6 separate regions of the Mus musculus genome follow, and all the other regions are linked to region 1. The links are chromatin loops, found by intact Hi-C in ENCODE. Cell type or tissue: heart. All regions are shown on one strand. Links, peaks and the distances in the headings refer to the core of each region. The heading gives the core; the rest is flanking DNA. Region 1 holds the start of Gm38588 (a long non-coding RNA gene). Region 2 overlaps Emsy (EMSY, BRCA2-interacting transcriptional repressor). Region 3 has its middle 16 kb from the start of Gm33720. Region 4 overlaps Gm15506 (predicted gene 15506). Region 5 overlaps Emsy (EMSY, BRCA2-interacting transcriptional repressor). Region 6 holds the start of Thap12 (THAP domain containing 12).

Region 1 (5,312 bases), core at 497-4,496:
TGTCTTGTGGGCTCTTGTGCAATCCAAGGGGGGTCAGGAAGTGGAAGCCACCCAAACTCAGGATATGGGACAGCTATGACTTAGGGTGTACACATGTAAGTGACCTGACCCATGAATCTCTGTGAAGCCTTGCAGGCAGAACACAATGAGCCTATGTGAGCTGTCACTGTGTCATGCAAGCACTGTCTATGAGTTTCTGTGTCTATGCACTTGTGTTTTGTGTTTCTGAGTGCAGGTGACACTGTATCTGTGAGCCTGGAGAGCTGCAAGCCTGGCTTCAGCATGTGTGTGGTTGAATCTGAGTGTCTGTGTAAGCCCTGCTGTGAGCACCGTGCAGCTCACCTTTGTATTTCCTATAACATGTGTCTGTGCATGCCCATGTATGTGCCATTTCTAGTGTAGCTGGCTTTACCTATAGGCTTTCACACTTGAGCAGTACAGGAGAGCAGCCAGCCAGCTGGTCACCAAGGAGATGTCCCCACTGGTGGCCCAAGCAGCTGTTCTCAGACTTCTGCACACAGACACCTTTGGAAGAATCTGGGGTTTGGGGTGGGGAGTGGGACCCTGGCTCTAAAACTTGCCAATTAAGCACAAGTAGTTATGTGAGCTGGCCCCTCTGAGGGTGTTCCCTTGCCCTACACTTCTTTGTCAGAATTGGGGAGTGGGCTGTACCCCCACTATGCCCTGCATACTGCCTGCTCAGCATGGTCAGGCCTGTCTTTAGCTCTACCATGCCCACGACCCTTGAAGGAACTGTTTGTCCATTTTATGAACCAGGAGATGGAGAGTTGGAGGGGGTAGTGTGCCCTCTCCCTTCCCTGACCCCTGCCTCCTAGCACTAGAGAAGCCCCCCTCCAAAAAGCCACAGTCCCCAGTATGTTCCCAGGGGTCTGCCTCCAGGACCAAGGCTCTCGTCTAGAGAGCTGTGGGGCCTTTGGAGCCAGGCACAGTGGCTCTGGAGAGAAGCCAGCCTGGTGTCTTACATGAGCTCACACACTCAGGCAGAGTCCTATGCTGGCTTTTAGCTGGTGACTGAGATGTCCCTCTGTCCCACCAGCCTAGGTATCCTCCCATCCTTTGGGAGTGGGTTCTCAGGGGAGAACCATTCCAGCCTCACTAGGAAATGGGGGGGTCATACTTCAGCAGAGGGGTCCCTGGTGGAGCCAGGTGATTGGAAGCAGTCAGTCCCCCATCATGCAATTGGGCATGATTTGGGGTAGTGGACTTGGAACACTGCAGAGTCTTTAGCTCACCTCCAGGCTCTGCATCTTTCTGCTCCACCACAGGCTCCCAGAACCCCAGATCATTTGCTGTGGCACATTCTCTACTCTTCCCCAGGCCCCTCGGGATACCCCAACTTTGCTCCTGCCGCTGTCTACCTAAATGACCTTAGTCCTTTCCAACGCCCTGTAAATTGCTACATACCCATCAAAGCCCATCTGAAGAAGCCTCCTCCTGTTGCTATAAACCTTCCCCACCCCTCCTCTGAATGAGCTAACAGTTGCTATGGCTGGCAGCTCTGGGGCAGCAGCCTTCTCCAGCTCATTCCTTTAGCCTGATGCCCAAGTAGAGGCAGGTGAGGGACTGAATTAGTGAGTGGGCAAATACGCAAAGTGACAAAGCCAAGGAGCCCATAGACTTCTTATGGGATCCTTCCTTGGACTGATGCCCACTCAGGGTCCAGTGGTTTAGGCTCTGTGGCATGTCAGCTGCCCTAGCCTCTCTTGTACAGCTTCTGCTCACAACCCCACAGCAACTGCAGTCATGCACAGCCTGGTGTTTCTTTCCAGACCCTTGGCTACCACCTCTCCTGACAGATTCCTCCTCTCCAGGTCTCGCTCTTTGCCACTTCCTACAGGAAGCCCTCCAAGCCTTCCCTGGAGCCTTTGTCCCACCCCTGAGTGTTATGCAAGAGATATCTGCCATGGATTTTCATTCCCAGCCACTCTGGCTGTACTGATCTGAGACCTGGGGCTTCCTGAGCAGGGCCAGGTCTATGCCCTGCTCTTGTAACTTGAGTCTCTGGTCAACAGAGAAGGAATTTAATGTGGCAGAAGAGGTAGAGGCAGCTACAGTTGTTAAGTAAGCACCGGTGTAAGGATACCAATGTTTGGGGAACACTGCTCAAAAGAAAAGAGAAGCCACATTAAGCTGGAGGCAGTTACACACTGCAGAGAGGGACACATGGATTGTCCATCGCCTACACAGTCTCTGGACAGCCTGGAGGTCCTGGGGAGAGGGTCAGCTGCTCCTTAATGAGAAGTCAAGGTCCCCAGTCCAATCCTGGCTCCCTCCTGAAGGGTCTGAGGTCTACACGACCCCTCTCCCTGACCCTCACTCATGTCCTGTTCAAGGTGCCAGTCTCAGAGAGATGGATCTTAGGACATCCACTAGGGGGCAGGCAAGGCATTCCAGAAGCAGACAGGCTTTCTGAGTTACAGGCTGGTGACCTGGCTGGCCGGCTGGAAGAGGGAGGGCAGTGGTAGGCTTAACTAACTGTATCGACTTGCCTGGAGACTCCACCTGACCACTGAAGGGCAGCGAGGAATCAGTGTCCTGTCACCACACAGAAGGCCTGGGGGCACCGGGAGGTATGTATTAAAGGGTTCATTGGCCTTTCATTAGTCACACTTTCTACCAAATGACAAGTAGGTCGAGCTCATTTAGAGTACGTTCCCTGGCTCCCGTGGCTTATTGCACCCTCTCCTGGGAGGCAGGCCAGATTGTCCCATTCACAGACAGCGAGACACTTAGTGGCCTCCCACTGATGGCTTGGCCTTTCTTCTGAGCCCTAGATCTACAGACCAGGTCTCTCAACTATGCAGGGTCTAGCCAGGTGTGTGTGTGTGTGTGCCCATGTGTGTACACACATGTGTACAGGTGTGCATGAGTGTATACATGTATGTAGATTGTGTTTAGGTATGTGTGCATGCAAATAGAGCCAGAGGTTGATGCTGAATTTTCCTTGATTGTTCTTCACTTTAGTTTTTGAGACAGGGTCTCTCACTGTACCCAGAGTTTACTGATTGGGCTAGCCAATGAGCTCCAGTCTCAGGCTCCCTATCGCTAGGTTTAGAGGTGCATGCCACACAGCGACCTTTCTGTGGAGTGCTGGGAGTCAGAACTCAGGCCTTTCTGCTGCATGACAAGCACGTTACTGACTTAGCCATTCCCCCAACCCTAAGGCCTGGGCTCCTTAAAGGCTTGGTACTGGAAACACTGTGAGGCTTTCACACGTAGCTGTAGAGCACCTTTCATGTCACACAAAAAGGGAATTAATGTGTATGAGGTGTCTGGGACTCCATCTTCTCCACAGTCCCACGAGGTAAGTAGGAGCCATCTTTTTAGATGAAGGTATTCAGGCTGGGGTCAAGGTCACCCGGCCACCCTATTCGCAGAACTGAACCTCAACTCCAAAGCCAACTCTAACACCAACCTGGCAACCTCACGAGCTACAGAGTAATGAGGTGACATGGACACACACACACATACAGAGAGAGAGAGAGAGAGGGAGGGAGAGGGAAAAGCCCAACAGTGGAAACATGAGCATTCTGAGATGAAGCCAGAAAAGGAACCGGTTAGGGCAATGCCATGAACAGATGTATACATGAATAGAAGGGCTAAGAAGGGTGCTGAGGACAGAGGCCACGTTCCAGCTAATAGTATGTCAGGCTGTGGGAGAGCAAAGGGAAGGCCAGAGACCTAGGATGCTTCAGACTTGTGCGGCTATGCGGCTGTGCGCGGCAGTAGCCCCTTCAGTGTCTCTCCTGTCCCTCCTTCGGTGGCCTTTCCCTGGCTCCTGAGCCCAAGGAATACAGACACTCGAGACCCCTTTGGGCCATTTTTGCAGGGTCAGCATGGAGCCCTCCTAGGAAGTTCCTCCAGCCTTCGCCTCTGGAATTTTCCATGAGAGAGGGAGGAGGTGGGGAAGAGGGAAGCAGAGAGGGAGGAGCCGGAGAGGAAAGAGAGTGGGGAACTGGAAAGGGCTTTTGGTGGCGATAACCAAACAGGCTGGAAAGAGCAGGAAGGAGAGGGGGGCAGAGGACATGTGTGGTTGTGTGATCTGTGAGATGATGTGAACAATCCAAGAGAGAGGAAAGACAGGAGGGGTGGTATGAGCCCCACCACAGTGACATCATAGCTCTTTAAGCAGGGAGTGGCCCGACCCATGGCTGCCACAGGGACATAGGAACAGGAAAGGGGGCCTTGGACTAGGAAGCTGTCCTAGGGAAAGGGTGAGAACCCAGAAGAGGCTCCGGGTTCAGACGGGAGGAGGGAGATATGAGAAGGAAGACTTAGGGAGGGATGCAGACCAGTGGCCGAGGGAACCAGGGACAGAGTCCATCCATGGTGACACTGGCCTGAAGGCTGTGATCCGGCTCAGTAGGCTGAGGAGCCGGAGGCAGCAGTGAGGAGCGGGAAGACAGGAAAGTAGTCAGCTCCCTTCTAAGTCTGACTGGGAAGAGGCAGCTGGGAATTAGGGCTTTGTCCCTACTGCTGGGAAAAACACACAGGGAGAGCAACTATCTAAATGTTTCTTCCTCGGGACCGTATCTGCCAGCAGGCAGCACAGCTAACCACCAGGAGACTGGGCACACCTACGGGATGCATGCAGACAGGATCAAGTTTGTTCTGAGGAAGAGTTCAGACCTCAAACCCTGGTGTCCTGCCTGCCTGCCGCTCAGAGGAGAGAGAGAGCCAGCAGGCACCACCCACCCAGCCCGGAAGAGACCAGAGAGCAGAGTCCTCAACGCCCAGGGCTTTCCGAGAGATCACAGGTCTGAAAAGGAGCAGCTTCGGGGAGAAGGGCAAGCATCCCCTGACATAGCCCGGCCTCCTTGTCTGGATTAATCACGGGATCTCCACGGCTGCTGCTATCTAACTGATGCCAAAACATGTCTTCCCCCCCCCCCATTCCCTTTTGTACCTTAGGGAATCAGCTGTAGTAAAAGACACATGGCTCCTGTGTGGACTAACAGTGAGAAAATCTACTTCTGGGCCCTGAAGATGGCAGCCCAGTTCCTATGAGTGTGTCTACAAATGTGCCTGTGTGTCTGAGTGTGTATATGTGTACACACAGAAAGGAGACTTTTGTCCACATCTCTGGTGTACGAACAAGGATTTGGGGGAGCTGGAACATTTGTCCCTCCATACACATAAGATGTGAGCCATACGTTGACATTCAGACAAAATTGCGTGTCTCCTTGTTACAGACAAAGGATGATGAAATGAAAAATGCTTGTTCTGATTTCCAGCCACATTTGCTGCATCCAACTTGGCTTTCCAATATAACCGCCCTGTCTGTGGCATTC
Region 2 (5,312 bases), core at 1,313-5,312, 110 kb after region 1:
CATGCAACACCTAATCCCGTGACTGGCATTTTTACATTACTTTGGCCCAGCCTTTAAGAGTCCTGAGGTTAGACTTTCTGTTGTGGAAGTGGAGAGAGAATGTGACTGACTCAACTTCACATATGCAATAACCAGAAGAGCCAAGCGTTTAAACACAGCCCTGTTTCCTTTGCACTTACTCTGTTTCTTGCTGCCCTCCATCCAAGCAGCCTACTGTGGGGACCATAGAAAGCAATGCATTGAAAGAGCAAGCTTTCAACTCTGACACCATGCAGTTTAAATTTCAAGCAATGCTGCACCAGAGAGGAAGAACTCAAACACATTTTAATGGTGAAGAAAAACTTTTCTTCTAATGCTAGTAATACTTCTAACACTTCACACACTCCCAACTGAAGTTATAAAACTACTAGAGGGACTGGAGAGATACTTCTCCAGAGACAAACCAATGGCCAAGATGCTCATAGAAAATGCTCATCACTAGCTATCAGGGAAACGTGTCCTAACCACAGTGAGGTACCACTACACATAGATACTGGGGAGGCTACATTAGAAGAGTCAATAGCAAGTGTTGGCAAGAAGCCCTCATGCAGAGCTAGACTGAATGCAAAACACCTGGTCTCTGTGGCAAACAATCTTGGCAGTTCCTTAAAAGGTCAAAGGTAGGTAGTTACTCAGGAGAACCGAAACCTGAGCAGAACTGGTGCACACGAGTTGGCAGCAACATAGGCTCAAAGGAGCTAAGAAATAAGACAACATGAGTCCATCAGCTGATGATTTTTAAAGTGATGCAGCCATGTGTAGGAACAGCCATAAGGAAGGGAGCACTGATACTTGCTCCAACAGGGATGAGTCCTGAGATATGACACCAAGTGAAGCCATCATGAAAGACCATCTACTGTATTCCATTCAAATGAGGCACCCAGAGCGGTAAGTCCACAGGGACAGAAAGACGGATGGTGCCCTAGGGCTAGAGAAGTGGTTGTGCTGACAATGCTGTCAGAGGTACTTTCTTTCACTGATGGATAAAAATGTTCTAAAATTGATTTTGGTAATGGGTGCCCTGTCTGTGATAAATCCTAGAAACCATTGAGCCACACACATCATGTGTGTAAGCAGATGGCCTGAGTACTCTGTAAAACTGGATATCTGTGAGTTCAAGGCCAGCCTTTCTACACAGTGATTTCCAGGTCAGCCAAAGCTACATAGTAACATGACACGTGTTTCAAAACCAATAAATAAAAAATAAGAGGAGTCTTTAAAATTCACCATAAGGTACACCTGCAATAGTAGGTATTTATTAGTTTACTTTAAACCAAATCTCTTTTGAGATAATACATTTGGGGTCAAATGTATTATGTGGTAGGGAATGACTGTGGCTTCCCATTCTCCTGCTTCCAACCCCCAAGAACTGGAATTATAAGCATCCACCACCCTGCCTAGTTTTTCTGTGGTGCTAAGAATCAAACTCAGAGCTGAGCATTCCAGGCAAGCATCCTACTAACTGAGCTGCATCTCCAACTCAAAACCAAATCTTCAATGATCAACAGAATTCTTTTTGTTGGTTTTTTTTTTTTTTTTTTTTTTTTTTTTCCTTTCTGAGACAGGGTTTCTCTGTGTAGCCCTGGCTGTCCTGGAACTCACTCTGTAGACCAGGCTGGCCTCAAACTCAGAAATCCACCTGCCTCTGCCTCCCAAGTGCTGGGATTAAAGACGTGCACCACCACGCCCGGCATGAAAAGAATTCTAATGGCTTTGCCGAAGTACATCATTATCTCTAAATATTCTTCAGAGATAGCTTGCAATTACTTTTAATTTATGGACTTAAACATAAAACAAAGAAATAGTGCTATCAACTTCAGCAAAAGCATGTCTAAGGATGGATCCAGACATGTTCTGTCATTGTCAATCCACTTAAGAAAGGGCCTGGAGAGATGGCTCAGTAGTTAAGAGTCATCTAGAGCCATGGTAGCTGATCTAACAGGGCCTGGTTTCAATTCCCAGCACTCACATGGTATCTCACATTGTCTGTAACTTCAGTCCCAGGGAATCCATGGGTAGGCACTGAATGTATATGGTGCACCAGAAATGTATAGGCCAAACACTCACACATGTAAAATAAGGGTTGGGGGGAACCTGGAGAATGTCTAAGAAACTCAGTGCTGGCCCTGGGGAGATAGGTCAGTACAGTGCTTGCCACACAAACAGAAACCAGCTCTCACATGAAAAGCCAGGCCATGACTTGTGCCTATAACCCCAGCACTGGGGAAGTGGACCTGCTAGGCAGCAAATCTATGCAGGCAGCAGGTCTATACTAGTCAGCAAGCTCCAGATCCCTGTTGCAAAAAACAAGGTGGGGACCTGCAAGATGCCTCAGTGGGTAAAGCCTCCTGCTGCCAGGCCTGACACCTGAGTCAAATTCCCATGACCCAGGTGGCAAGAGAGCCAACTCCTGTAAGTTGTCCTCCAGCCTGCACATGTATACAGACATAATGAATACATACACACACATATATATACAAAAATAAAATACATAAAAATGTAATTTAAAAAACAGCAACCCAGGAATCAGGAAGATGGCCTCTATGCAACAACCCCAGGGTTGATCTCTGTCCTCCACACACACAGACAAAACCACTACATATGCTGAATATGTGCTGATTAAAAAAAAGAGGAGAACTCTGGAATTGTTGCTCCCCCTTCCTTCACGAGCAGGAAGCCTTGCCTGTAAGCTCCATCTGGGTAGGATTTCCCATGTCCTCACTGTAATAGCCTTGGTGGCTAGAGCCTTACCTGGCACATAAAATAGGAGTGAATATTATTTGTTCATAAAATCATGCTCTATTTGGCATTAGAACCATTCAAAGGAAAAAAAATAAATCTTACTTGATATTCATGTATGTGTGCAAATATATATGCACAAGTGATTCTTTAAAAGCAGACTAAAGTAGACTCATTTGTCATTTAACCTGCTGGAGCACAGAGAGGCTATATTCTCAAAACACGGACATGGTATGCTGATAGTAGAGATGGAACATAACTTATTCAAGTTTGTTCTTATTTCCTGATCCATGTGTATCCAAAAGATATTTTATTTGATAAAAACTTACACCTGTAAGTAATGAGCTGACCATAACAGAAGGCTTAACCTGGAATACATGGATGGTCTTGGGAGTTCTTAAGTCCCTAAAATTGTATGCAAAATCTTAACACGTGTCCTGGCATGTGTATTTTTTTGGTGAGAGAGTTCATAGAATAATCAGCTTCTTAAAGATGTCTATGACCCAAGAGAAGTTAAATTTCCCCTTAGCTAGGAACAGTCACAAAGTGGTTGTTGAAACACATTTGTACAATAAAATGCTATCCAAGAGCTCCATCTATGGGTGAGTAACTTTCACCTAGTAGAAATGGGGACAATCACCACCACAAGGTAGGTGTCTCAGGGATGCTCCTGCCGAGATTATCAGTGTAAGTTACACAAGTGTAAGCACTTGTGTAAGTTGATTAACTACAGCATCACAGCTTCTCCCCAGGTGTAGACACAGAAATTAGGACGCTACTGATAAATTCTACTTACAGTACTTCAGCACCAAAAACTGGGCAGTTAAGTTGATAAATGTATATACAGTTCAACATTTGTCAGTCTTAAAATGCTTATTTATAGTGAAATTCATATAAAACCGTTAAAAACTTTTCTATTTACACTTTTTAAAAATGAAAGGTATAGTTTCCTTTGCCACAGCTTGTCAAAATTCTTACCCTCCCATCCCTTACCCTTCACTCTACTTGTGATAGACAGCAATCACAAGACCACACCTGCACGTAAACAAACTGCACCCTAAAAAATTAAAAACTTAAAAACATTACATTTAGAACTGTAAGTGAACATTTTCATACATTTCAAAGGATTTAAACCAAAGTAAGTCAAAGTTGTTTTCAAAGTCTCAGTCCAACACGGGTGTGCAACGTCGGTGTCGAGAAAGCATCCAATGAGCAGAGCTCATTTTCAGGAACACCACTGAGCATTTCCTTTGGGCTAGAAATGTCTTTTCCTCTGCTTCCGGACCAAATCTTCTCTAATCCGTCTTCTTAAAGGGGGGTGAGGGGGTGGGAAGGTGGGAAGGCCAGGGATCCAGCTTCCCAGGACATGTAGGAAAAGGGATTCGGCCTGCTTCAAAACATTTACATTAAATAAATAGGCAAGTGTGGAACTCCACAATAAATTAGTATACAACCAAGGAGCACATGTACAAGCCACCCCAAACTGCCCAGGCAGCAACCTGACTGATGTCTACCGTCCAGCAAGGACTCCAATGCCAGGACTTCCCTAGGTATTCATAAACTAATCATGAACTGAGCAAATGTAAAATGCTAGCCAAATCAACATCTCCAGGGATTTGCAAAAACAAACACAATTTTTGAAAAACTGTTCAGATACATCATTTCAAAAATACAAACTCTTCATATTCTCCTTTCTTTTCCTTTTCATACTCTCTGGTGGTATTTGCTCAGTGGAAAGCAGTCGAGGACCACTCACAGGAAAGTCTCTTCTCGCTGCTTAGCACCAACAAGGTGCCGGGCTCCATGGGGTGCATCGTTTCCTCTGCTTTTTTTTTTTTCTTTTTCTATTTTTTTTTTTTAAAGTACATTCCTCTGTGAGTTTAATTTTGTTAAAATGCTTCTAGGTCCCCAGCCTAAATATGAGCAAAGTGCTTTTTTCTTTCTTTCTTTTTTTTTTTTTTCTTTTTTACTATAACAAATTTTAAGTTTCCCTGGACATTTGGTAACCACGCAGGCTCTAAAGTGCACTCCGGCGTCTGCACACTAGGACCGTTCTACAGCGCTCTGAGAGGGGCTGGGCTCAGTCCCGTCCTCCGTGCTGCTGTCTATGTCCTGCTCCATGGCTGTCTCGTCGTCATCTAGCTGCTGACTGGTGAAGTTGTTCAACTCTAGAAGCCCACTGGGCTCCACCACCACATTGGAGCTGGAGTGACAAGGAATAGCATACTGGGGAATGGCCTGGAAGAGAAGATTCACAAGAGAATGTTTATAGTGGAAAAGCCAAGAGGAGACTGTGTCCTTCCCCCCCCCCCCCCCCCCCAAGCATAGAAAGCTGGCATGTCCTGGACCACCTCCATGACAAGCACTGGGCTAGATCTCACACGTTATCCTACTGCATCTGTAACAATGTTGGGTGGAAACTGTAGCTTCCATGTAACACGTGAGGAAACAGGAGGTAAGAGATGTCCTCAAGGTCACAGCTGTCAGGGTTAATGCTAGATCCCACCTCAAATCCCACACAACTCTAACTGTGG
Region 3 (5,312 bases), core at 530-4,529, 300 kb after region 1:
TGTCTGCTTCCTCCTTGTAAGGCCCCAACAACCAGATGAACAACCAAACGATTCTACTAAAGCTCACCAGAGGGAACCAAAGTGTCTATTAGGCTTACTTGTAACGCATCAGTGACCCCAAAGCAGCCACCCTGGAAAATCCACACCCAGCATGGATGATGGGTTCTCCAAGGCTACATAGATGTTGCACTCCCTATCAGACACCCCAGCCTGTGTAGTCTTGCTACTCTCAAGACCTTGAGGCCATGTGCAATTAGGGCAGAAGGGCATATAAGTGGCTGATAGGAGAGGCTGGATTGTCAGGCAAAGACCCAGTGACTCTCTACTCCCTCTCTGAGGGAATGTCAACAGGCACCAAGTTGGCTCTTCGTGGCAGATTGCAAGCTGGCACAGCTGATTGAGGAAGATGGCAGCTGTTTTGCTCAGAGAACCACATTTTACAACACTCCCATTTCAGCAGGGCTGGGAAGCAGGAGAGTCCAGCCTGCTGCCATCTCTCTGGCTCTGCTGAGATCCCCTTACATCCAGGGCATGGGCCTTAGCTCGGCCCCACCTGGCCCAGGTGGGCCTCCTAGTCCTGTTCACAGGGCCAACAGGCTGTAGTGTCTGCAGACCATGACCCCGCCCAGCAGAAGACATCTCAGTCACTCCTGCCAACATCCCAGTGCCTCGGTGCGCTTGACAGGTGGGCTGCCTGCCTCCTTGAGCCTTCCCCCGCCCCTGTGCCCCAGTATGAGCTAGAAAAGGGCTGGACAGTGTGGTGAAGGAGGCCTCAGATGGAGCTGGCTCTCATGCTCAGTGGACCTTCAGTGTTGCTGTGTGCCCTGGGCAAGTTACTAGGGCTTTCTGATAGTCCCTGGCTTCACCTGACCTTCAGCAGGTTCAGGAGCCAAGCTGTGCAGATAGGCTTTACCCAACTAGGTGCTGGGCAATGGGAGGGGCTTCTGCTAGACTTTGCTCTCTCCCATGACCCAATCCTCCCTCCCACCCTTTCCCACTGATCCTTGCCGTCACGTCACATTGACAAGGAATGCTTTTGGGTTTTTCAAGGACCATTGCCCCCACTCGAAAGCTGGCTCTGTACACATCCCACACAGGGAGCTCAGACAGCCCCAGGCAGGTGGCCCCTGAGGACCTGTCTGCCCAGCCTATAAAGTAGAAGCAAAGAGGCCAGGCAGGGAACTGCAGGGGAGAGAGGCTGGGGGGGGGGGGGAGAGTTGCTGCAGGGGATGCAGGGAGGGTAGAGAAGGCACAGAGGTTGGGTTTGATTTGCCCTACATCCCGGAGTGTGGGAATGCTTATAGATCTTCAGGTTGTATACCACACAGGGGCCAGCTGGGAGGCCCATGAATGTCCTACATCTAGATCCCCTTAGCCTCCCTCTGGGGCCTCCTAGACCTCTCAGCCACTCACTCCTTTGGGCCTAGGTGCTGCAAATTGGAATAGTGTATGGGTCAGAGTCGCTGAAATGCTGATGTACAACAACAGTCTTGTGTGGAGAGGTGCAGCCGGGGACTTTGCAGCCAGATAGTTAAAGGCTGAGCTTAGCCACTCTCCACTGTGTGGTATTGAGAGAGTCCATTGACTTCTCTGAGCCTCTGATTCCCAGCATTTAAACAGATTAAGGTATAAAACTGGCAGAGAAAAGCCCGCCAGTCTTAAACGCACAGCTCAAGCCCCTTGTCCATATATATACAGCCACACACATCTCTCTAAAAGTTCCCTTGTAGGGTTTCAGTTTCTTCCTGAGGCCTGTCACACAGTGGGTCCTGGGTCCTGCACATAGTGAGCCTGATGCATGAGGGCTGTTAGTTCTCACTCAAGTTTGCTTGGCAAGCTGCACCTCATTCTAGCTTCTCCACAAGCCTGGATTTTACTCCCAGAAAGCTAAGGCGAAATCAGGCAGTAGTCCTGGCTTGACTCTGTGGCCCAAGACAAGCCAACTCCCTTCTTTGGACCAATGAAGAGATTAGACTAGATGTTTTCCTGGGGCAGCCTAGGCTCTGTGTTTAAATGTTGTGGTCTGGGACCCTTGGTTGTTCCCACTCAGCCAGCGATGTGGCCTGGGCCTCTGAGTGGGTTGCATACATTGGGAAAGAGGGAGGGAGCTGCTTTTGCTTGTCAGCGAGCTGGGATAGTCCCTGGGGTGCACACTCAGAGCCCTACTCCACCCCAAACTGCACAAGCATTTTTAGAGATCCCTTTACCTCCCCGATGGCCCCTGACCCATTTCACATCTGTCAGGAAGGAATTGGGGGCCCCCGGCCTTTCCTCCCCTGTAACACTCCGGGGACACCCTCAGATCAGATGAGAGTGGAGGTGACAACAGAGAGAAGAATAAATCTTGAGACAAAGTCTTGCATTGCTCCACCAGTGTAGACTGATGCAGCTGAGAGCCATACTACCTTGAGCCAGCTAGAAATCGGAGGCGAGTAGCAGTCAAGGTCTGGATAGGAAGAGCTCATCCCCCAGGACAGCCCAGCACAGCCAGGGCCCCACATTCCAGCCACTGTCCTCTGGGCTGTCCCACCAGGAAGCCTTCAGCCTTGTTGGCGTGTGGGCACGAGTGCCCCCTGCTGGGCAAGTATATGCCCTGAGGATAAAACACTGTCTGAAGACAGGCAGGTGAAGGTTGGCATCTTGGCCTCCTCTTTCTCTAGTTGGTTGACTTTGGGCAAATTGGCAGCCACTGGCATCTTTGTATATGTGTTTGTGGGTGTGGAGGTCGCAGGTTAACATGGAATGCCTTCCCTTATCTTTCTTTCTGTTTTTTGAGACAAGGATTTTCATTGAACATTGGAGCTCACTGACTAGGTTAGGGGACCTGGCCAGTGAGTTCCAAAACTTGAGCTATCTCTGTCTGCCCTGAGGTTACAGATCTGGATCACAGTGCTTTGGTATTATATGGATGCTGGGACTTGTGTGGCAGGCCTTTACCAGCTCAGTCGTTCCCACACTTTAGAAAGAGAGAACTATCGCAAGCCGTCATCCAACTTCCACACATGCATTGTGACATGTGCATCTGTGTGCACACATATGCATGTGCACATACGAATACTTAACACAGATAAATTTAAAAAAATAAATGTAGTGAGAATTTTGGTTTCTTTGAAAACACAGAAGTATTATGGGAATATGTTTTCGTTTTAACCTCATGTGTGGTATGTGGGGCTACTTCAGACGGTCCGCAGCAGCTGACTATAATTTGCCCTGTGCTCTAGTGGTACATGATTTTGCCAGCTGCAGATAGTTTCTGCAATTGTGTGGTGTTTGGAAGTCTGGGGACTTTTGAGAGGATATTGAAATGCTAAGGCCCGGAGAGGGTGGGTCATTGGGTGGTGGTAGTGATGGGTCATTGGTTGGTTGCTGTGGGCGGCAATTTGCTAAGTAGTTGTGCTCAAAGAAGAAAAAGAAGAACTTAGATATCCCGACAGCAAAGATCAAACTTGGCCCAAGGAACTTGATGCCCCTAATCAACAGAAAGTAGTCTAACAATAATGCTGCTCCCAGCCGGGCACGGTGGCGCATGCCTTTAATCCCAGCACTTGGGAGGCAGAGGCAGGTGGATTTCTGAGTTCGAGGCCAGCCTGGTCTACAAAGTGAGTTCCAGGACAGCCAGGGCTATACAGAGAAACCCTGTCTCGAAAAAGAAAAAAAAATGCCGCTCCTTTCCTCCCCACCCCCTATCCTTTTCTCTCTCCTAGGTAGTGTTAGGGGATTGAAGGGCTAGAAAAAGGATGGAGAAGGGCAGCAGAAATAAGAAGCCACAAAGTTGCCAAAGTCTGACTACAGATAGACCTCTAAGAGGTAGAGCCTGTAAGAGGTCTCTTATTAGTTACTATGTCAAAACAATTGACTAAAGTGATTTATCTTGGCTTATAGTTTGAAGGTATAGTCGGTCCTAGTGGAGAAGGCATAGCAGCAGAAGTATGAAACACATTGTGCCTGCAATCAGGAACTGAGCCATGAGTGATTGTTCTTAGCCTGCTTTATCCTTTTTACCCAGTGTTGTGTTTTATAAAAAGATAGAGAGATAAGGAATGTGCTTGGTGGATGTGCAGTCAGGTGTAGGGAAAGGGGGTGGCTCTGCGGGGGCCATGCTGAGGCATCCCTTCCCCCGAGGGACCAGCCGCATGAATAGAGTTTATTCAGGGCATGGGGAGGGGAGTTGAGGGAGAAGAGACAGAGAAAGGCAGAGAGAGAGAGAGAGAGAGAGAGAGAGTAAGTAGAGAGTAGAGGCCAGCCACGAACACATGGAGAAGGGGGGAGGGAAATGGGGAGGGGGAAGCAGGAGCTGGGGGACAGAGCAGGAGCAAGAGGGAGAGGAGGGGGCAAGCAGCCCCTTCTATAGAGAGTCAGACACACCTGGCTGTTGCCAGGCAACTGTGGGACAGAGCCTAGACTAAATGCCAACACCTAGTCCAGCTCTCTAGCCCACAGGATGGAGATACCCCTATTCAGGGTGGGTTTTCCATCCTCAGTTAAGCCTTTCTGGAAACACATAACAGATGTGTATTTTCACAATGACGTTGTATTCAGTCAAGCTGACTGACGATTAGCCACCACAAGGTTATTACTGCCTTTCCTTTCTCTGGCCTTGTGTCTGGCCACGCGATCTCGCCTTTTCACAAGTGTCCCACCGCGTGGCATCTTCCGCCACTAAGGAGGTGATGCATCCAGAGAGCTGTTTGGATGTCTGCCCTTTAAAACCGAGAGCTAAAGAACTCTCTTCTCCTGCTTAGCTACTCAGCCACGGGTATTTCATTGAAAATGGAGAGTTAGCCGGGCGTGGTGGCGCACGCCTTTAATCCTAACACTTGGGAGGCAGAGGCAGGCGGATTTCTGAGGTCGAGGCCAGCCTGGTCTACAGAGTGAGTTCCAGGACAGCCAGGGCTACACAGAGAAACCCTGTCTCGAAAAACCTAAAAAAAAAAAAAAAAAAAAAAAAAGAAAGAAAGAAAGAAAGAAAGAAAATAGAGAGTTACTGAAGCTTTGCCCCGTCAGTGATCTGAATTCCTCTTTTATTCTAATGTAGTCACAGTCTAGGGATTAGCATGTGGACATCCTTGGAGTAAGAGGTCTGTCACTCCATCCAAATAATTCCTTCCTTGACCAGGACTGGGAGACTCTGATCTCTGTTCATCAGAAGAGCTGGTTAACGTTATGTGCCGGTGTTGTCTTCCTTTCCTGGTTCCTTCAAGTTTGAATGGTTACAGTGACTCAATTCTCTTTCTGTCAGTGTGGAATCATAGCTCATTGTAGACAGAAACTAAAGACTACAAATAAAGACTACAACTAACTTTGAAGGAAGA
Region 4 (5,312 bases), core at 815-4,814, 220 kb after region 1:
CCAGGTTTTAAATTTTTCATGGGCGTGTCCATGAGAAATGTTAAAACCACAAAAATGCAACACACAACTTGGGAAGACCTATGGAAAAGGCAGATGACAGAATGCCAGCATGTCCTCATAAATTCACATCTGTGAAAGGACTGGGGACCTGGACAGCCAGGGGATGTGGGAAACATCTGTACGATGTTCTGGGTGATGACCATATTCCTTAAAAACTGTCTACGATCATTCTTATTAGACATTCAATGCAGGGTACCGTAACAAACATTTCAGTAAGAGAATTATTACCAAGGGCACAATAGGAAAAACAAAACAGAACAAAGCAAAAATCACTTCCCTGGCTTGGCTTGAGTTGGCTAAGTTTGGGCTCCTTTATCATCCTAGCTCTGCCATCAAGCAGGTGTGTGACTCAAGAAGTTGTCCAATCTCCCCGGGCCTATTGCTCATCTAATCTGGGCTTTAATTCTGAAGTTACTTATTAGGTTATTTTATTACTTATTAGGTTCTTTTAGCCCCATGTGTGTGTAGAGGCATGCTTATGCTATGGCCCACACATAGAGTCAGAGGATACATCGTGGGAGTTGGATCTTTATTTCCATCGTGGGAGTGTCCCTGGATCCAGGGACTGAACTCAGGTCATCAGGCTTGGCTTTACCTGATGAGCCGTCTCATCAGCACCTCTTTCTTTAAGTGAGGCCTATGTCTAGTTTCTTCCAGGAGGTAATATTTCAAACCAGTTCCTTGTGGCCAAGGCTTGGGGGCTGCACTACTTAAGAGGAACTAGTAATGGCACGAGCTTAACAATTATCATTTCACTGTGCACTCTGCCTTCTCACATCCATTTTCTTATTTATACAGTTACTTTAAATGTAGCAATTCCAACTTTCTATTTTTTGTATTATAAAAATTGGGTACTGATAATTTTATTCTGGGAAAGATTAGTCTGCTAAGGCAAGAACCACAGTGGGTATACCTTCCAGAGTTGGTCATTTTCCTTCATCCCACAATGTTAGTCAGTAGCCAAGGGCAAGGGCTATGTCTGTGTCTACAGGCCAATCCCAAAGAGATTCAGTAAGTGGCTCTTTGTTAGACAATTGGGAGGGAGGAAGCTGAGGCAGATATGGGGCTGAGGAAGGCCTCCAGTGCCAGGGGCAAACTTCTGTCTGTTTCTGTATTTCTCAACTTTCTAAATCTCAACAAGCAAAAATATCAACAAAGCACATGTTAAAATCTTTTTTTCCTGGCTTTTTGTCACCCTTGTTTCCCATAACAACACTGTAGTCAATTCTTCTAGCATTTTAAGTACTGCTTGCTTCTCCAGTGTCTAGAGTGTGGTTTTTCTTAAAAAGGACAACTATTAAAATGATTGTACAGGTAGTGCTTAGAGGACAACAACACTGAGTTTGTGGACCTAACACCTGCCATCTAGCTCCATATAAAGACTCTTAACAACTAGCTCCAAAAAAGGTCACCTTTAGGGACTTGGGTCCCACCTGGATTAATCTGTCACTCTAGAAGTACAGTCAGAATCACACGACGTGTAAGAATTTGTCTTGATAAAAGTGGCTTAGGTAGTAACTAGTCAGAGACTGAATGCTGTAATGAATGAGGCACACTTTTTGCTGCTTTTCTACCGTGGTGTAGAGTACCTAGGAGCTGTAAGACAATGGAGCACTGAACTACATGCCAGGCTTTCTGCCCTGCGCCTCGTGTTATTCAGCCCAAGAGTCGCATAAAGGTGCTCTATTTTTGACTCATTTCCCCCACGTAAATGGATGTGCACACATATTTTTTTGTGTATTACCATATCTGTCTAGAACAGTGACAGGCTTGTATAAGCACGGAGTATTTGTTGAATGGAGAAATGGACAATGCACAAGGTCTATGGTATTCTTCCCCTTACAAACGGGTACTCTGGGTGCAGATACACCATTCAGTCCAGGGCCAGCTGAGGAGCCAGAAGCAAAGCCTGAGCCCCACCCTTACTCTTTCTAGACACAGCAGGAATAACACTTAGGCACCGAGGAACTCGTACAGTTCACGGAATCTATAGCCCGAGGACCTCTAAATCATGGCCGTTTATGTGGTGTACTCATTTATGGGCTTGGAAGCTTACTAAAGTGATACAGCAAATATTTTCATTTTACCGAAGCAATGACAAAATGCACATTTTAGTTTCATTTCTGGGGCGACATTAACTCCATAGTTTGTTGTTACTTAAAACTCTACAGTATAGGGGATGAAGAGACAGCTCACTGGTGAAGAGGGCTTGCAGCTCTTGCCAAGAACCTGAGTTCAGTTCCCAGCATCCACCGCATGCAGTTCACAACCACCTCTTCACAACTCCAGCTCCAGGGAAGCTGACCTCCCCTTCTGCACTACACCTTGCCCACCACAGGTACCCATACTCATATGCACATAACCACCCATCCCCAAATAATTAAAAATAAATCTTAAAAAAATACAACATAAAAAACCCCAACATAATCATGTACAGTAATTCCAGACAACAATGAAGTGACACTTTTGAATGTCAAGAGTTCTTTAAGTCACAATGTTACATGTCTTATGTTTTTGTAGTCTTCTCAATGTAAAACAAATATTACAGCTCGAAGCCATGCTCCCTGCATGTCCTAAGGGTGCCAGCAGACTTAATATCAATAGCACACTGAAAGCTATTCTTAGCACTAAAGCTCTGAGGAAGGCTCAAAGACTTTCCAGAAAGTCTCCTTTTCTCCTCCCTAGGGCCACATACTAGAAATGTGCCACTTGTGTGTTCATAACCACATTGGCTTTTTGAGAGGTCTCAATCACAACCTTTTAGGACATGGGTCCTTTTCCTTTCTGTCCCACTTTGGCTGCCAATACAATACCATGCAGCCTCCATGTGACCAAGCCAGTTAATTATTCATGAACCAAACTAGTGGTGGGGCCTCAATCTCTCAGCTGCTAAATTTTGATGCTATTTTAATTGTACTAATTTTAGAGAAAATATTTTAAAAACATATAAACAAAGATATATAAACGTCAACAACTCAAGAGTTGACAAATCCTTTCTAGGCACTTAAAAAACTTGGCAGGGGTGGGGGGTCCTGGAGAGATAGGTCAGCTGTTAGGAGCACTGGCTGCTCTTCCAGAGATCTGGAGTCCAATTCCCAGCAACCACACGGTGGCTCATGACCATCTGTAATGGGATCTAATGCCCTCTTCTGGTACATAGGTGTATAGGCAGACAGAGCACTCACACACATTAAATAAATAAATCTTTAAAAAACAAAACACCCCAACTTTTTAAAATTTATGCATATAATTTTTATCTTTTTAAACATCACAAGCATTTCCACTAAGCTGTTGAATACTCTTCATTAGCATGACTGTATACTAGCCTATTATAGTCAGACTGTAATTTATTTAACCAATTTCTGCTGTTAGACTTTCAGATTATTAAGCATAAATTTTGCCCGTATTTTAGACTGTTTCCTTAGGACAGATTCCCAGAAGTGGACTTAGAGGATCAGGGGACACAAACATTTCTAAAGCTCCCCACAGATAGTGCCAAATTGCCTTTCAGAAAGCTGTTGCCAATTTACACTTCCAACACTGCCAGCATATTTTTTTCTACCAATATGGATCTATGTAAAGGATAATAAAATTTAAGTGGAACATCCAGTCCTTGGGTTATTAATGAAGCTGGAGAGGCACAGTGACTTCTGGCACAGAGGCCTATGGCAAGGGTCATCTCTATCTCCAGGTATGCAGTTAACAGTGAGTTAGTGTGAGCACACGAGACAGCAGAGTTCAACAGGAAGACAATCAGATGTCAGACGGCCAAATCCAAGGCTGGGAGCGCTTCTGTCCACCGCTGTGTTGCACTTGGAGGACAGTGCGTGGCATATGTACCATTCAGTAAACATCTGCTGAGTGAATTAACACAGAATCTCCTTTCAGATGGCTGCTGCAGGGTTTGGTCACTTCTGGATCCTGGGAAACACTGACTTTCTGATTAGTCTTGTAAAGGTCTGCTCAGTCCTGAAAGTCTACCACAGCAATGGAAAAACAGTCCCAATGAAGGCAACAGTAAAGCTCTATCTAGGGTAAATACAAACAGACTCATCTAAAAGGGCACACCCTAGCACTGGTCAAAAGTACTTATACAATTGGTTTGTTTGTTTGTTTTTTTAATACGCTTGCAAAAAAATATACTGTGGTGGAATCTTGTCACCTCTACAGCACACGCTTTAATAGGTGATGACATCAATGGATTCAAACGCTGCCCACGGTCAAGTCATTTCTGGAATGACTGAAGTTCTCTTCCTTACTGCTCATTGCAACATGACATCACTTTCAGAATTGCCAAATAGGTTTTGAGATAAACCACAGGAATGATGTAGATGGTAGTTTGTTTAATACAAGTTTTAGTGAAAAAAAAATTCATTTTGTGAATCTGTATGTGGCCAAGCCTGTGTTCTCCTGGCCTCACACTCATTCCAATGTGCCATATTTTCTAGAGAGTAAGTTGTGAGACGATGCCAGACTGACTTGGCATGGACAGTGTTATTAATGGAAAACTATCACTCACCTGTCATTCTTCTATACATACTTTATGCACACTAGACAGGGACATGCAAACTTCGGCCCACAGGCTAATGTGGTTTACCACTCTTTGCCTCTGGTCCCCATTTTTAAAAAAAATTTTTTTTTTGAATTTAAAAATGACTGGGGGAAGAAATCAAAATATTTTATGAAAACTATGAAATTCCAATTCCAAGATCCATTTATAGTTTCACTGGAACGCAGCCACACTCATGTTTCCATATGAGCTCTGTCTGCTTTTGTACTAAGAAACTGGATGGCTCACAAAATATAGTGTTTCCTATACAGTCTGCTGACAACTGCACTAGGCCCAAGTGGGTCCTTGGAAGGGCCCCCATCAGATTTGTTTGTAGGTATTATTATGGGGTGAAGTGTGATACAAGCGGTACCACATTACCAGGATCAGACAAGGCAGAGATCACAGAACAATGCATGGCTGCCTAGGATAAGATGCAAAAGCCTAGAAAATTGAGGAGGGCTGATCAAACTGAAGCTTCACCTGGAGACTGCAGTGTGAGCAGGCACACAGTTCAAAAGCTAAAACAGGCTCTTGCTCATTGAGAAACCTGGGACCTGGGACACTGTCCCCAGAGCCTAGTGAGACATGCTGGCGGCACATCTGGAAACAGCAGGCAGTCTGAGCAGTGTGTGCAGCACAGTGGCAGCTCCTCAGCAGCACTCTGCTCCTTTATTAAGTGTCTTCAAGTCATTTTCCATCC
Region 5 (4,000 bases), core at 1-4,000, 130 kb after region 1:
TGGCTCACAACCATCCGTAAGTGTGTCTGAAGACAGCTACAGTGTACTTACATATAATACATAAATTAAAAAAAAACAAAAACAAAATGAAAGTGTGAACTAAGTAAAAACTGTTTCGACAGTCTCCCCCCTTCTACAATTTGGGCTTACGCTCAAACCTAGAGATGCTTCGGTCATAGGACACCAGGAATCTGATCTCCTGTTTCTGCAGCAGGCATTCAGGTGTCCAGCTAACATGTTTTATGTTTTAACATGACAATGTATGCTACAAAGTATTAGCATGTCTAAACTAGACCTTTGTACTTCTTACGGATAGTGGCCTGCTTCAGACGTTCCTTACTGGTTCTTTATCAATTATGTATTAGATGTCTACTGCATATTAGGTACCAGGAATCCATACTTTAGTACTATACTCAAAGGCAAACCCAGGCATGTATGATATGTCTTTGTCATAAACTGTCTGTGACATCCTTTTATAATCATAAGACTTCTAACTTAGCAGGATCTTAAAAGTCAATGTTCTCCTCCACCCTCTACCACTTCCACATGCAGTCATCATCAGAGAACCCGCCACTTTCTAATACTTCCTTTTCACATACTTCCACATGCAGTCATCATCAGAGAACCCGCCACTTTCTAATACTTCCTTTTCAGTTCTGCCTGCACAGCTGTGATATACAAAGTTGTTTTGTTTTTTTACATAAAGTAGAAATAGATCTTTCTGTCATCTGTACAACAGTACTATTGTCTGTCCACTCACCTACAAAGGCCAACTCACTTCATTTATACCACAGAGCACAACATGACTAACAGTCCCAGAACCCCACCTAATCCATCCCCACTCCTTCACACACAACGATTCCCAGATGTCTAACCTCCCTAAGCCATCTCTTCCGAGCTAAGGCCGAGCTGTCTATAGTCCTTCTGTGTTAGAATATAAGCCTTTCCTCTGAAGCATTGTCCCAATGTTATAGAGAACAACAATTCCACAAAATTTTCTGCAAAAAAAAGGGTTCTGTGGTCAAAATCACTGGGAAACATTTTATATTATGTATTAGATATCCTAGTTTTCACCTTTAATAATATAAATTACCAAATAAGTTAGCTAATGAAATTCTGCAAAAAGTACATTTTATATGACCCATGTTTGCTTTTAAAAAAACAAAACAAAACAAAAACAAAAACAAAAACAAAACCTTCACTCTGGCCTCCTAAGATCATGATTCTTAAGAAAAAGTAATGCCAGAAACTGAGTTCTTAATTAAAACTGTATCTTTATGACATTTATTTACAAATTTGACTCATGTTCTGCTCCTTTAAATGTCTACTCTCAATTCACTTCCTTGTTCTCTTCTGGTTTGCTTAATAGAATCTTATATTCAATCCACCTTAAACCTTTTAGATGGGCGGTGTGGCATACACCTTTGATCCCAACACTTCGGAGGCATAGGCAGGCAGATCTCTGAGATCAAGGCCAGCCTGGTCTACAGAGCTAGTACCAGGAGAGCCAGGGCTAAAGAAATCCTGTCTCAAAAAACCAAGCAAGCAAGCAAGCAAACAAACAAAACCCACAACCTTTTAGAAATAAAGCTGGATATAAGTAAAAAAAATAATAAAAATTAAAAAAATCTGAACACCAATAAGGATACTTACCTCACTTTACAAGTGAGAAAGAAAACTTGGAAGAGCTATTTGAGAAGATAGAAGGCAAGTAGCTTCAGAAAACACATCATCTGGGTTTCAGTGAGTGACACAGGCAAAAATGTTATTCATCTAATAGTCTTGGCAAACTTATTATCTATCAATATTCAAACAAAAGTCTAAAAATGTTAGGAGAAAGTGAAGAGGAGAAACAATGTTTTGGAATGAGGCAATAAAAATGAGTTTATAAGCATGAAGCTTAATCATTCCCCTGTTATTCTTAAGATGCCAACAGAGAAGAAAACAATAACAAAAAGTATAAAACAAAGTAGTTAAAATTAACATAAAAAACAGTACCAGATATATAATATGGTGTGATGAGTCCTGCCAGGGTGATTAAGATTCCCATCAAGAAGATGCCCAAGGCTTTCTACTCTACCTATTCAGGAATTAAACCCGGGGCCTAGATGCCTCCTAGTGGTGGGTATAGTTAGAAACCACTAAAGCATCCAGCATGTACAGGAAAAACCCTTGAAAAGAACTCTTCGGTCAAAAAAGATCAATTCTTCCTTAGAACAGAACAAAGAATAATGGACTTTAAAAAATCATCGATAGATGCTACAATGTATGGACAAGTGACTGACGAGGAATGCTACACTTACAGTCTCAGAGTACCTCCTCCAAAACTGACATTAATTCCAAAGAGGAATATGTTAACTTCACAGCAGAGAAAACTAGAAGCAATCATCCTAACCAAGTGACCACCATTCCTCTCATCAATGTGGCAGACATCATGTCTACCTGAGGAAGCTGATAGTCATCTACCTGTACAATTCCTACTGAATTAAATCATAAAGAAGATTCTACAAAGTAACCAATCTAAACTCTTCAAAATATCATAATCAAGGGGGAAAGTGAGGATTAAGAGGCTATCTAGGGCAAAAGAGAATAAAGAATGCTAATGGCATCAGAAATGATGGCCCATACACTTAATTCGAGCTCTTGGGAGGCTAAGGCAGAAAGATCTCCATGAGTTTCAGTCTAGCCTGGACTAGAGAATAAGATCCTGTCTCAAAACATCAAAGAGGAGGGCCAGACCTGTCTATAATCCCCAGAACTCATAAGAGGCAGGCAGATTTTTTTTTTAAAATTTATGGCCTGCCTAGTCTACATATCAAGTTCCAGGCTAATCAGGATTACACAGTGAGAAGAGGAGGAAGGGGGAAAGAGAAGGAAGTGACAACAGTAATGTGATAGTTACAATGTCACATAGCTGAGTGTAATATGTGACCCTGAGCTAGAACGTGACTAGGAGACAAAGCAATAGAGAACATCACTTATCACTTAGTAGTATATCTAGATGAATTATAAATTAGCTAACAGTATTACATTAAATTTCTTGACTTTGATAATGGTAATTTAGTTTCACAAGGATAAGACATAAGAAATTAGAGACCTAAAAAATAACTGTTTAGAGGTTAAATCACATAGTACCTATAACTACTCTTTAACTGGCTAAAAGACTTAAAAATTGTACACACATACAATAGACACAACAGAAAAGAGACTAGAGACAAAAGTAATAAAGCAAGGCTATCATTATTTCAGTGGCAGTGCGTGTGTTAGCCATGTATAAGGCTATATATACATAAGTCTCATCTTCAGAACCAAAAATTAAAATACAAAAATAAAACTAGGGCTGGAGAGATAGCTCAATGGTTAGGAACACTGGCTGCTTTTTCAGGGGACCCAAGTTTGATTCCAAGAAGCCACATGGCAACCCACACTGTCTAAACTATTCCCTAAGGATCTGATGCCCTCTCCTGGCCTCTTCCAAACCAGGCATGTATGCTGGTGTACAGACATAGGCAAAACACCCATACACATAAAAAATAAATAAAAATTTTAAAAATGAAACCACCAGCTGGGTAGAACAAAATATAAACAAGTAGGAATGGCTGGCAATCAGAGCCACACATTGTAAGTGGTTTACAAACTGATTTACAATCAGCAGGAAGATAAAATGAGAATTAGCAAAATGACTTGCAATTATTACCCTGATAGCAGGGTGAGAAAAACTACTTACTTTCTAAAATAAGTGCTATATTGTTTGTTGAAATCAACAGCTTATTTATTTTTAACTGACAAGCTTTCAAAGACCATTTTCTACTTGCTCTGTGAATAAGCATTTCTTTTTCTTGGAGTGTGGACTTTTAGTCTTTAGCATTGTTTTGTTCGCTACTAAGAAAAATGTGTATGCTGCAACTGTATGTGAATTTTTCTAATGTACTAGCCTAGATTTAAGATCTAGCCAGGTGTGATGCTTTACCCTGTAACCCCAGGACCTGGGAGATGAAGG
Region 6 (5,312 bases), core at 667-4,666, 220 kb after region 1:
ACAGCTTAAGTCATGGGCAGGAACACGGGCCCAAAAATCAGAAAGGAGAGAGCTGTGTGAGTGGAAATGCGTACCAAACCAAAGCCCCAAAGCAGACACACCTGGAAGGGTGGCCCAGAATCAAACAACAGGGAATCTGAGAACCAAGAGCAAGCTAGACAAGAAAATGAGTGTCTGCAGGGCACTGAGAAAACACTGAGATATGGGATCATGGCTGGATCTGAGTGTACAGAATTAGGAACCTAAGAGAGCTGTGAAGTAAGGTCCAGGACAGGACAGCAAGCAGGCACTTCAGAGTTAGTGGGAACTCTTCTGCCACCTAGGTCATTATGATCTCTGTCGTGTTCATTGACGGTGCACAGCCATTTCAAAGTGCTTTGCTCTGGACTAAGTTAGGGCGGTAATTCCTCTTCCCCCAAACCTGAGACATCCTGCTGCTGTTTGACTACTGCTGGGTGTCTTAGCGTTTTACTGCTGTGAACAGACACCATGACCAAGGCAAGTCTTAAAAAGGCCAACATTTCATTGGGGCTGGCTTATAGGTTTAGAGGTTTAGTCCATTATCATCAAGGCGGGGACATGGCAGCATCCAGGCAGGCATGGTGCAGAAGCTGAGAGTTCTCCATCTTCATCTGAAGGCTGTTAGTGGAAGACTGACTTCCAGGCAGGTAGGGTTAGGGTCTTAAGCCCACACCCACAGTTACACATCTGCTAAAGGCCACACCTCCTAATAGGGTCACTCCCTGGGCCAAGCACATACAAACCATCACATTTCACTCCCTGGCCCCCACAGACTTGTTCAAACATATGAGGCTATAAGGGCCACAGCTAAACATAGCATAATACAAAATACATTTAGTCTAATTTCCAGAGTCCCCAGTCTATAGCAGCTCAACAATGTTAAAAGTTCAGAGTTGCTGGAGAGATGGCTCAATGGTTAGATCTGACTGCTCTTCCAGAGGTCCTGAGTTCAATTCCCAGCAACCACATGGTGGCTCACAACCATCTGTAATGGGATCCAATGCCCTCTTCTGGTGTGTCTGAAGACAGCTACAGCGTACTCATATACATAAAATAAATAAATAAAATCTTTTAAAAAAAAGTTCAAAGTCTCTTCTGAGATTCATCCAATCACTTTATTGTAATCCCAATAGCAAGACAGGAAACCAGCTGGGCAAACTCCAAACGCTGCATCTCCATGTCTGATACCGTAGCAGTCGTCAGATCTCCTACTCTCTGAGCATGCTCCCTGCAGAAGGTGGCTGGCAGGGGCCCGACTTCTGGGATTCTACACAGGCAGAGCCATTTCCTCATCAGCACTCTGCTGCAGCTAACTCCACATCTCAGAACTTGTCCTCTTTTCCCTCACCTATAAACTAGCGTTCTTAATTTCCTTTGAATGACCAGATGGACACTCAAATTTCCCCAAGTTCAGGCTGATCCTTCAAAATACTTGCTATAGCTTTGACAGACGTTTTTCTCGTGTTCAGGTTTCCTTTCAGAATGAATCTAATGGTTTCTTTCTCTAAATGTAATTTCTTCAGCCATCCTTCTCACTGTTAACTGCTTGTTCACACAAAGTCCGTGACCTTTTGGATATTTGCATCCGTTCTGTGGGTGACTGGACGACTACTTCATGGATCATCTCAGACATTTTCCCACCCTTCTTTAAACCTTTTGTGCCAGTCAAATACTCAAGCCCTCGACACCACTTCACCCCCATACGCTTCTTTCAAAAGTGGTGGGTCTTACTTGCAGACGTGTTCGATTTTACGCAAAATTTGATACTTTGTTCTAAATAGCGGCCACTCATTTTGAAACAAAACCATACAGGAACGTTATCAGGCCAGGACTGTGAGAAGCCTGAGGTAAAAATCTCTAGGGTGCTGCTGGCCTAATCATTGCACTATTCCTGCCTCTCTGGAAACCACCAAGGAAGTTACTGCTTTTCTGAGCTTTTACCCTAGCGTCTAGTCAAGGTGTGCGGCTAGCAATCTAGCACTAATTCGGTCACAGAGTAACCGGAAGGCAAAACGGGTTAAAAATTAAATCCTCTACAACTCATGTTTGCGTTCAACCCGCGAGTTGTTTCAAAGCAATCGCAAGGGTCATCCCGAATCTGTTGCCTTTAAGAGTCTACGGTGACTCACGCAATGGACGCATGAACCGTGACAACTTTTACACAAGCCGGGCAGACGCAGCCGTGAAGTAACGTTCTAGCTTGCCCTGGATCTGCAGGAACCCGCACACAGCAAACCTACCCGAATAACCCGGGGTTGCGCTCGCCAGTCCCGGGGAGACTACAGCGCATGCGCAATTCCTTCCTTGCGCGGGTTGGGTTGTGCGCATGTGCATTGAGACTACGCAGCTGGCCCGACCCTCTCGAGTGCGCATGCCCGCCCGCAGGGACGGTCGCCTGCGAAGAGGGCGGGGGCGGATAGCTGAGGGAAGAGAGGGCACCCTCCAGCGCCAGGGTGCATTGTGGGAAGGAGGCGGTAGCGTCCCGGGCGGGCTGGAGGTGCAGCAGCGGCGGCGGCGGCGGTAAATCCTCCCGGCCGCACACAGCACTGTGGAGCCGCGGCCCCAGCCCAGCCTCGGCCCGCGCGCCCCTCCTGCCCCTCGCGGCTTCGCGCGCCAGCCCCTCCTCCGCGCGCGGCCTTGCGGAGCCGGCCGGCCGGCCCAGCTCCCCTCCCCGGCCCCGCGGGGCGGCCGCGCTGCCCTGACGAGGCGGGGAGGGGAGGGCTGGACCGGCCGGCGGCCGGACGACCATGCCGAACTTCTGCGCTGCCCCCAACTGCACACGGAAGAGCACGCAGTCTGACCTGGCCTTCTTCAGGTTCCCGCGGGACCCGGCCAGGTGAGTGGGGCGCGGAAGCTTCAGGGACTTGCGCGCACGTGCGCTCGCGGGCACCCGGCCCAGTGGGTGCCACCCGGGGGCGCGAAGGCGGATGAAGTGGGCGCTTAGCGCCTTTGGTGGTCCGACGCGGTTCCTTAGCTGTCAAAGAAGTAACCCTTCTCCAGGGCTGTGTTCCCAGGGGCCCTGCCTTCCCCCGCGTCACTGGTCTCTTCTAGGACAGTGTTTCTGTTTGGAGGCGAGCCGCTTTCTTTGATCTTAAATCAGGTCACAACTGCCTCCTTCGGACTTGTCAACCCAGTGTTCAAATGCCGACCGTTACTCATTGTCTCCCTTGGTTGTTGGGACCACAGAGGACAAGTGTGAGGGCGTGGGAATATGGTATTGCAACTTCACTTTTCCTTGGGGTAGTTTATAATCTGGGACGTAGTCTGAGAATCATAGGGACTTAGTGTGATAGACTGCAGGTAGTTCTCAGAGCTCTCCTGTTGGCTCATTCGTTTAAAAATCAGTGCTTAACCATGTTTGAAGTACTCATGTCAGGTGCTGGAGACTCGAGTGAATTTTGTCACGGACGGCAGAAAGCACCTAATCCACAGAGAGAGAGAGCAGATCTATCAACGAGCGCTGAATATAGCATGATATTAATTGAGCAAATATTTATTGAAAGCCGACAGTTGGTAGAAATTGGTCAGAGTATGAGAGTGGGTAACATGAACCAATGAAAATCCCTCTTCTCAGAGGTTACATTCAAGTCTTGGGAAATTGGCAAGTAAAATATTTATAATACCGTGTCCAATAATGAAAAATATCCTGAAGAAAAATACAGCAGGGGTTGGAAGGGCTTTTAGCTAGGGAACAGGTGGAAAGATAGCTCAATGCTGAAGAGCACTTATACTCGCAGAAGGCCTGGGTTCTATACCCACATTAGGTGACTTCAGTTCCAGGGGATTACACAACCTCTTCTGGCCTTCCTGTGTACCAGGTATGCTCAAAGTGCAAAACGCTCGTGCATATACCAGAGCAGATTAAAGAAAAAAGCATAGCCAGGGAGCTGAGCAGTGGACATTGTCTGTTATCCCAGCGCTGAGGAGGCAGGGAGAATTGAGATTTGAAGCAGGCCTGGGTTAGAGTAAGTTCCAGGCCAGTTAGGGCTGTAGTGTGAGTCTTGTCTCATGAACCCGTTTAAAAAAAAAAGTATAAAAAACGGAGGCACAGTTTCTATTTTAAACATAACAGAAAAAAGTCTCACCATAATGAATCTGAACAACAACAAAAAAAAATTGAATTGGGGAAGGGGAGAGCTGTGCAATATGTTGGAAAAGCATCTGGAAACAGTAAGAGTGAAGTCAAGGCATGCTTGCTGATGAGGTTTATATGGGAGACGGAAATTGTTTAGGAAATTGTTGTCCATGGAAGATATTCTGGTGGTTATCCTGAGTGAAGTGGGAGAGTTTAGAGCTGCAAGAGTTCTTAACAGGATTTTTGGCTGCTTGTTAGTTGTAGGGAAGTAAAGATATGAGCAGGAAGACCAAGGGAAGACTGTTGCAATAATCCAGATCAGTAGAAGAGGATGAAGAGGGAAATTGATGCCTTTAGATAAGGTTTGAAGATGAAGCCAACAGGATTTACTAGTAATTTGGATGTCGTTTATAAGAGAAAAGAGTCAAGACTAACTTCTGAGATTATGTGTGGGTATGGGGTGTGTGTATGTGGAGGCCAGAGGGCATCCTGTGTCTTGCTCTATTCCTCCTTTAAGAAGGATCTGACTGAACCTGTAGCCAGATTCAGCCAACCCCAGCAATCCTCCGTCTCCACTCCCCAAAGTGTTAGAGTTACAGAAGTTTTTAACATAAAACAGTTACTGACATAAGAAAGATTGGAGTATTAGTCTGTTCGGAAGATATTATAGTTTGATTTATAGTGTGATACCTGGTAGGCTTGGACAGGCAGAGATGTCTTCAGCCAGAGGATGGAGTTTAGCACTAAAGAACCTGATTAGCATGCATGAGGTTCTCGGTTCTGTCCCCTGTACTGGGGGAAATAGAAATACCTTCATACCACATGTGAAAATGAACTTCATATGGCTGCTTTCTCTTTTTCTACATTGTCATCAATATTTGTCTCTTTTTTCCCCCCTAAGATGGTTTCTCTATGTAACCCTGGCTGTCCTGGAACTTACTCTGTAGAGCAGGAGGTCTGCCTGCTTTTGTCTCCTAAGTGCCGAAATCAAAGGAGTGAGCCACCATGCTTGGAATAGATTTCTGTTTTGGTTTAGATCTCTTTATAAATATGTTTATATATTTGAATCGCCTTTGGATGTGTGGTTGATGGCCTTTTAAAATATATTCATTTTATTAATTTATTTATTGGAGACAAGGTCTCATTCAGTCTAGCCTAGAATTCACTATGTAATCCAGGCAGGCTTTGAACTAGCTGCAATCCTCCTGCTTCAGTC

What was found. Peaks named below come from ENCODE experiments on the same cell type or tissue, not always from the same donor. Only the 100,000 strongest peaks of a DNase experiment are listed, where the experiment ranks them.
Region 2: it touches region 1 in a loop (5-fold over the local background); 31 of 42 quality-filtered maps call a loop at or near these places.
Region 3: it touches region 1 in a loop (8-fold over the local background); 7 of 42 quality-filtered maps call a loop at or near these places.
Region 4: a loop joins it to region 1, with 7 times the contacts of the local background. A loop is called at or near these places in 20 of 42 quality-filtered maps.
Region 5: a loop joins it to region 1, with 5 times the contacts of the local background. A loop is called at or near these places in 29 of 42 quality-filtered maps.
Region 6: it touches region 1 in a loop (3-fold over the local background); 19 of 42 quality-filtered maps call a loop at or near these places.

What each region holds. Positions count from the first base shown.
Region 1 is chr7:98,478,804-98,484,115 of GRCm38, forward strand. It overlaps Gm38588 (a long non-coding RNA gene), which reads left to right and starts at 2,462. Exons shown (of 3, transcript XR_869808.1): 1 at 2,462-2,591; 2 at 4,562-4,778. In heart, for the core only: no CTCF peak of the experiment used is centred there; DNase peaks (open chromatin) are centred at 2,518, 3,248 and 3,998; H3K27ac peaks cover 1,499 bases; H3K27me3 peaks cover 1,146 bases.
Region 2 is chr7:98,585,869-98,591,180 of GRCm38, forward strand. Emsy (EMSY, BRCA2-interacting transcriptional repressor) reads right to left here. Exons shown (of 20, transcript NM_172280.2): 20 at 4,726-5,016. The coding sequence ends at 4,822. Among named protein-coding and RNA genes, the nearest start is that of Emsy, 68 kb to the right of the region's middle. In heart, for the core only: a CTCF peak has its summit at 3,384; no DNase peak of the experiment used is centred there.
Region 3 is chr7:98,776,580-98,781,891 of GRCm38, forward strand. No RefSeq gene overlaps it. Among named protein-coding and RNA genes, the nearest start is that of Gm33720, 16 kb to the left of the region's middle. In heart, for the core only: a CTCF peak has its summit at 2,576 (motif pointing left); a DNase peak (open chromatin) is centred at 2,572; H3K27ac peaks cover 929 bases.
Region 4 is chr7:98,694,521-98,699,832 of GRCm38, forward strand. Gm15506 (predicted gene 15506) reads right to left here. Exons shown (of 1, transcript NR_144495.1): 1 at 1-5,312. Among named protein-coding and RNA genes, the nearest start is that of Gm15506, 5.8 kb to the right of the region's middle. In heart, for the core only: a CTCF peak has its summit at 3,215 (motif pointing left); no DNase peak of the experiment used is centred there.
Region 5 is chr7:98,605,251-98,609,250 of GRCm38, forward strand. The region is part of intron 14 of Emsy (EMSY, BRCA2-interacting transcriptional repressor); the gene reads right to left. Among named protein-coding and RNA genes, the nearest start is that of Emsy, 49 kb to the right of the region's middle. In heart, for the core only: CTCF peaks have their summits at 2,124 and 3,480 (motif pointing left); no DNase peak of the experiment used is centred there.
Region 6 is chr7:98,700,622-98,705,933 of GRCm38, forward strand. Thap12 (THAP domain containing 12) reads left to right here and starts at 2,626. Exons shown (of 5, transcript NM_028410.2): 1 at 2,626-2,857. The coding sequence starts at 2,769. It overlaps Gm15506 (predicted gene 15506), which reads right to left and starts at 2,307. Exons shown (of 1, transcript NR_144495.1): 1 at 1-2,307. It also overlaps the pseudogene LOC108167485. In heart, for the core only: a CTCF peak has its summit at 2,501; a DNase peak (open chromatin) is centred at 2,390; H3K4me3 peaks cover 3,532 bases; H3K27ac peaks cover 2,650 bases.